2 separate regions of the Homo sapiens genome follow, and region 1 is linked to region 2. Evidence: chromatin contacts called from ENCODE Hi-C or POLR2A ChIA-PET data. All regions are on one chromosome and are shown on one strand. The core of a region is the stretch at or near the end of the contact, and the rest is flanking DNA. Distances in the headings are between cores, read along the strand shown. Region 1 overlaps LINC00222 (long intergenic non-protein coding RNA 222). Region 2 overlaps FOXO3 (forkhead box O3).

Region 1 (3,204 bases), core at 187-2,686, 92 kb before region 2:
TGATTTCCCAACCATTTACGCTAGTTCCAGTTTGTCAATAACCTTATTAAGCACATGCTTACAGAACCCAATGCTCTCCTGGCCGTGCATGCAAGCCCAATGTGGTTCCTTGTCCTAGATTCTACACTTGTGTTGGGAGTGCCCATGGTTGTGCTAACTTCTTTGTCAATCCCCATTCATATTGAGATTTGAGTCAATTAAAACTCTTAAATCTTCTCGAGCCCAAACCTGTGTATTCCCTTTCAACAAATCCTTTCAACAAGTAAACAAGATGTGCATCAAGAACAAATGCTGTCACTGGTGCAATTTTTGTTAAACCTAAATACAATTCTGTGCATTTACCTTAGACGTTTCATCTAAATGTTCCTACAAGTCTCAAGGTCTTCAAGAAAACTTATCTGTCATTTGTCATTATTAGCTACACTCTAGCTTCATGGCATTCACAAACTTGATGGGCGAGCTTTTTATTTCTTTATTCCAGCCACTGGTACATTGCAATAAAACTTGGCTGTGTATACCAGGGGGATGAACAGATGTGATCAAATCTGTTTTTACAGATTATAGACCTTGTTTGCTCAAAGTCACACAATGGACCTATGTACTGTGGAGCTGGCACTAGAACTCTGATCTCTTAAAAACCAGAGTAGAGATTTTCCCACAGTGCCACAGGCTGCTGCCTGGGATGTTTGCCTCCCCAGGCCTGGCCACACTTGAGTGGATACTCATCATCCACTCGGCAGGTAGGGGCTTCACACCATTTTCAAGGTGAGCAACTGTATTTATTACCATGTGTTGGCTGACAGAGGGCTATAGCTAGTAACAAAATTATTCTTCACTCACATTCACCTCGACACTTCAAGCATCTCTGTCCAAACCCAGCTAGATCCTTCCCCTCTACACCTGCCCAGCTCACCATGATGGGCTGGACACGGTCAAACCTGGGCATGAAGAGACGTGGGTCACAATGCTGGTTCCACTGTGTTAATTCTTTGACCTTGTTTGACAAAAGCCATTTAATTTCCCTGAGCCTCAGTTTTCTCACCTAAAATAGGGGACCACACCACCCTACCTTACAGGATTGATTTGAGCATCAAAGGAGACAATGAATACAAGGGTTTGTTGTTGTTGTTGTTGTTGTTGGCAAACTCCCCAGTACTTTGCAAAGGTAGGTATACTATTATTATCAGATGGGTATGGAGAACTCTAAAATGAGTCAGTACCACTTAAAATTCCTTTTTAAAGCAGTTCATTGCATCCTAACCTATTTATTCATTTCTCTTTTTTTTTCTTAAAGTCCCAACAAAAACTTAATATGAAGACTGTATGCAGGGATAGCACTGAATACAAATTAACCATTCAACGTTCTTTAGTCCCTCTGGCAGGGAAATGATCCACCTATTAAAACACCCAGTCAGAGCTGGCACACACAGTGCTGATAACCCCAGCAGGCAATGACCTTGGCACCATTACAAGGGCAATATTTTCAAATGGATGAACTATTCCTGAACAAAGTGTCCAGTGTACTAGGAATAAACAGGCTTTTCATCAACCAAGGCTGTGTGTTTTCTGGTTCCAACAACCTTTCCCAGAGACAGTGCTGGAAAGGAGGGGGCACCAGGAAGCAGCACCTCCTCAGCAGCCTGCCCAGCGCACTCATCCCTCCTCCAGAATCCTATGACTGGGCAGGCCTCCACACCTCCATCCTCTCCTCTGATGGTTTCATGATTGCTTTTCTGCACTTTTGCAAAAGGAGAACCCGGTGCTGCCCTTGGTGACCCTGGTCAGACCTCAGCAGGTGGAGGATCAGCCCTCCCCATGGTGTAAAACGGAGTTCTGGAGCCTCATGAACAAGAACCTGTGGTAGAGAGTCACGTACGATGTCACCAGGTATCTGCGAGGCCAATTCTTTGAGAAGATGGGTGAATCGCCCAGGACAGTCCAAAAGAGGTCACACAAGAGGCAAACAAGATCCTTGAGACAAAATTCACAAGGAGAGGAAGGACGGACTCTGGATCCACTAGAATGAAGCACACGTGCAAAATGCAACGGGAAAAACTTGCTTCTTCACCTAAGCCAAGGAGGCTGTAGCTGGCCCTTTCAGCTGTTTGTTCTTTCATTCATTCTACAAATGTTTATTGAGCACCTACTGTGTACCCAACACTGTTCTGTGTTCTGGAGACACAGAATAAACAAGACAAAGTCCCTGCCTACCTTACATTCTGGTGCCAGTAGACAAACAATAAAGTAACTGTCTAGGTAGTGATAAGTGCTAAGAGGCACAGGGAGTGTAGAGCACGAGCTGACATCAGGGAAGGCCCCTCTGTTAAGGTAAATTTGACCAAAGCTTTGAAGGCAGTGAGGGAGCAAGTGATGATTTTCTGGGCCAGCATATTCCAGGCAAGAGCGGGATTCAAACAGCAAAGAAGAGGGTGTTACAGGAATGGATTGAGCCAAGGAGAGTCCAGAGAGATGAAGGCAGAGGGGCAACAGGGAGCCTGTGAGCCACCTTCAGCACTTTTAATTCCAAGTGATCTGAGAAAATACTGGCGGAGGGGGAGGGTTGAAACAGAAAAGTGAGACAATTTGATTTTTGTGTATGAAGCTCATGCAGGGTGCTCAATTAAGACTATAAAGAAGGCAGAAAAGAATGTGAACAGCGAGACCGTGAGGAGGAGAGCAGAACAACCCAAGGAGGAGACGGTGGCGGTGGCTCAGACCACGACAGCAGCGTAAGAATGAGCTGAGAGTCTGGATGTTGTTAGGGTAAGACCTGCAGAATCTAATAACAGGATATGAGAAATGAGCGAGACTCAAGGATTAGTCCACAGTTTCTTTTGCTGAAGCAATTGGAAGGAGAGAGTTAACATTTACTGGGAAGAGGAAGGTTATGGGTGAAGTAGGGTGAAAGGCATCAGGATATGGTTTTGGGTATGGTTTGGGATACGTTAAGTTTGAGGTAGCTATTAGACACCAAGGGGAGATGTCTAGTAGCCTGTGGATCAAGCAAGTCTTAGGTTCAGGCTAGAGATGTAAGCTTGGAAATCATCACTGTAGAGAAGATATTCAAAGCCAAGAATGAGATTGATATTAACAAAGGAGTGAGTACTGAGAGAGAAGAGATCCAAGGACTAAGTCCTGGGGCAATCTTACACAAAGAGGACTTAGCAAAGGATACTAAAGTGAGTTAAATAATTTTTTCTTAAA
Region 2 (3,180 bases), core at 57-2,556:
CGGCTCTTCTTACCACCCAGCAAATCACCTACATGTTCAGATGGCTCCTGCAGCCCCACCTTCCCTACGCTATCCTTGACTCAATTCTTAAGTCACTCACCTAGTATCTAATCATAATGTGCCTGAAATGGCAACTTTTTCAGGGACTTTGAGCTCCTAACATGTTGAACTCCTTGAAAGCTAAGCAAAGTCTTCAAATCAAATCAAACACTTATGGAGCACCTACTACTTTAAGAGCACTGTCTGGTATCTTCCCTCGTGCAGCACATATTCCAGTGAAAGAAACAACAGTTTTCTTGATGTCCCAAGGAACCTGGTAAGTTGAAAGTACTAAATGGATGCACTATAAATGTTGGCTGAATCAATCAAAGAACCATCCTCCTGGAAGAACCCTCTCTTCCTCTTTGCCAACTCAAACACTCAGCATCCTTTCATTGCAACTGCTTCCATGACCTACTCATATTTGCCAAGAGTTAGTCTGAGTCCAGGCAGAACCTACTGCCTGGTGGGATATGACCTAGGATTTGCAGTACTTTATGTGAAAAGGATGGTTTCCAATCATTCAATTTCTAAAACTCCTATTTCTTACAGATGAAATCAATACAAGGCACGATTTTAACATTCAACTAATTCTCAAGTATTTAATAAAAGGTTTATCTTCTCCTATCCTTTCTGTACATCCCACCATAGATATCCTTACCACCAGCCCCCAAATTAAGAGTCTTGCTACTCTAAGTTTCAAGCTGCTGTCAATAAAGTGATTCACCTTTTAAAAACAATAGGGAATTGTAGTACAGGAGGAAATGTTCAGTCATCAAACATGACCTGCATATCACAATGTTTATGTTTGCTGGGTGTGACCCTATCCTGTATGACTCTTCACTGCATTTACTGGGGTGTGTGTATGTGGGGGGCGGGGCAGGGATGAATGATAGGAGTGTGCAGGCTGGGATGCCCTAGATCCCTGGAGGGTGGGTGGAAATGCAGGTGTAATTGCCAGTCCATCTCAGGGTTTAGCTACCAAATACTGAAGGGAGGATCTCTAAAGCGCTCTTTTCCTGCTTTAGATACACAGGATTCTGAGAGACAATCTAATTTTTCCAAGTGATTCTGAAACTGAAAACACAGAATCAGCTAGTTGAGTTCTACAAATAGTCCAAACCACCTGTAAGGTATGACCAGGACACACAGGTGACACAGATGGTGGCCATGTAACAACCATCACACCAGTGCCACAGAGGAACTGAGAGGAACTCCAGGGTGGCTCCACAACTGAGGGAGACAAAGGAGTGCCCTGGCCAGGTGTGCAGATTCCGGTAGTGAGGGGAATCTGCGTGTGTGGCCCCGGTGGCCCTCTTCTTACAGCTTGGCCTGCACCTGCACCTTGGTGTAAGTGCCGGCTGGGGCTGCCTCCCATGGGGCACCCCACTCCAGCCAGCAGGGCAGTCTGAGTAGAACCTGACGAGTGGGGCAGGGAGTGCTTTGGCTTTTGTTACTCGGTGGGCAGGCAGCATTTTCAGGTAAACATTAGGGTCACCTTCCAACAGGTCTATCAGTCAAGACACTTTCTGATTACTTATAACTACGTTGGGCGGTATTGCTGTCTGATCTTTTTTGAACATACAAATGACCAATGAAAGCCCCAATTAATTACAGTGGCATATACAGAAATGAAGGCCTACTGGAAATTAACTGAAAATTTCGACCTCAGAATTCTTGGACTTCTACCTCTGGCCTTCTCTTCTTAGTCACTGATTTCCCCTGAAGAATCAAGTCAAACACTCCACACAAACAGAAACACATTTAAAAAAAAAGGAAACAAAAAAATCCCACAACCTTATGGCTCAGACTTCTTGCATCAGAGACAAAGCAGGAAAAGAAGAGGGAAGGGAGACGGAGAGAAAGAAGAAGAAAGAGGATGAGAGAGGAAGAGACAGGGAGAGGGAGAGGGAGGGAGAGAGAGGAGACGTACTGACATCCAAACCTTCAATCAAACCAAGACTGTCAATTACAGTTTTAGCCTTCAGAAACACTGGAATTACCCTCTGAGACTTCGTGACTAAGTGATACTATTCTTTAATAAACGAATGCCATGGATTTTAGCAAAAAATAGGTTATTAAAAAACAAAGCCGACCTAAAATTACAAACTAAGGTCCACATCTATTACTGAGCAGGAAAGACACAAAAGACCTGCATCCCAGTGTCCAGTGGCTCTACAGGGCGATGTATTTTAGTCCCTGGCCTGGCTGCTGCTTATTTAGAAGCGCTTAGAGAAGAACAGCCTATTTTTTTTCTGGGTTTTCACTCAACTTAGAATTCGAAGAGATGTTAAGGGTACAGTGACTGTCTTTTCTGAACCTCAAATTGTATCACAGTAACTAATAAGCGATAAACCACCAGCTCTGGGGAGACCCAAGGCCAGACTACTGCCAACACCATGCTATCATGTGCCAGTCTTTCTGCTCCAAGACAGCCCTAAGAGGGACTGCAATGGCTCTTTATCTCTCTGAGTGGCTTGGGATGACCGGCATTGGGAAGACAAAGATGGCATTGCCAGGTTCCTCCCAACAGCAGGAGAGGCTCAGGCTTGAGGCTCTAAGGCAGCTGAAAAGAGCAGGGTGGGGCATCTCCTTCAGCAGGACTTGCTGCTAGCCCCTGTGGACACCGATGGGTACCCATGCTAAGCAGAGCTGAAGCCAGACAGCTGGGACTTCTCAGGCGATCCTTTAAAGATGCTAATGGAGCACTTTGGATACCACAAACAGCTCTCCTCAACACCATTTGTAGCATTAGTTTCGTTTAACAGCCCCTTTAATGAGCACCCCCAAACTGGCAGGCAGAACTTCTAAGGGACATTGACTCTGGAAATAAAAGTTCTCACACCAACAGGTAACTGTGATCCCTTTTTAATGAAAAACCCAGGGGAATCTAGTTCACTGAGGAAAACAGTCACTCTTTCTGCCCATAGTTTAAGACTGGCGTGGCTGCTTCTGGCTTCCACTATTAACCTCTGGAGCTGTTTTAAATCACAATAAACATTAAATAACATGTTTAAAAAGGTGTCAAAAGACATTAGCCCATATCAGAGGTAGTCCTTCTAGGAGCTCTGTGAGGCAAGTTTTAATTTTAACCTCATTTTATAAATAAGCAAACTGAAACTGAGAGATGAGGGACTTGAC

What was found. Hi-C counts contacts between places; a loop is a spot of excess contacts on that map. ChIA-PET counts read pairs that join two places held with the same protein, here RNA polymerase II (POLR2A). Pooled maps may share reads with other maps.
Region 1: a pooled map shows a loop between it and region 2 (1.8-fold over the local background). The contact joins two enhancer-like sites. A Hi-C loop is called at or near these places in 1 of 50 pooled maps. POLR2A ChIA-PET finds 5 or more read pairs at or near these places in 5 of 52 experiments (K562, MCF 10A, activated CD4-positive, alpha-beta T cell and 1 more).

The regions. Positions count from the first base shown.
Region 1 is chr6:108,763,108-108,766,311 of GRCh38, reverse strand. All of the region lies in intron 3 of LINC00222 (long intergenic non-protein coding RNA 222), which reads right to left. Among named protein-coding and RNA genes, the nearest start is that of LINC00222, 13 kb to the right of the region's middle. Within about 2 kb of position 1,436, at least 3 of the 41 ENCODE cell types and tissues checked have a DNase peak (open chromatin) inside an H3K27ac peak, as active enhancers do.
Region 2 is chr6:108,671,492-108,674,671 of GRCh38, reverse strand. The region is part of intron 2 of FOXO3 (forkhead box O3); the gene reads right to left. Among named protein-coding and RNA genes, the nearest start is that of LINC00222, 79 kb to the left of the region's middle. RefSeq lists a silencer at 732-1,026. Within about 2 kb of position 1,306, at least 4 of the 41 ENCODE cell types and tissues checked have a DNase peak (open chromatin) inside an H3K27ac peak, as active enhancers do.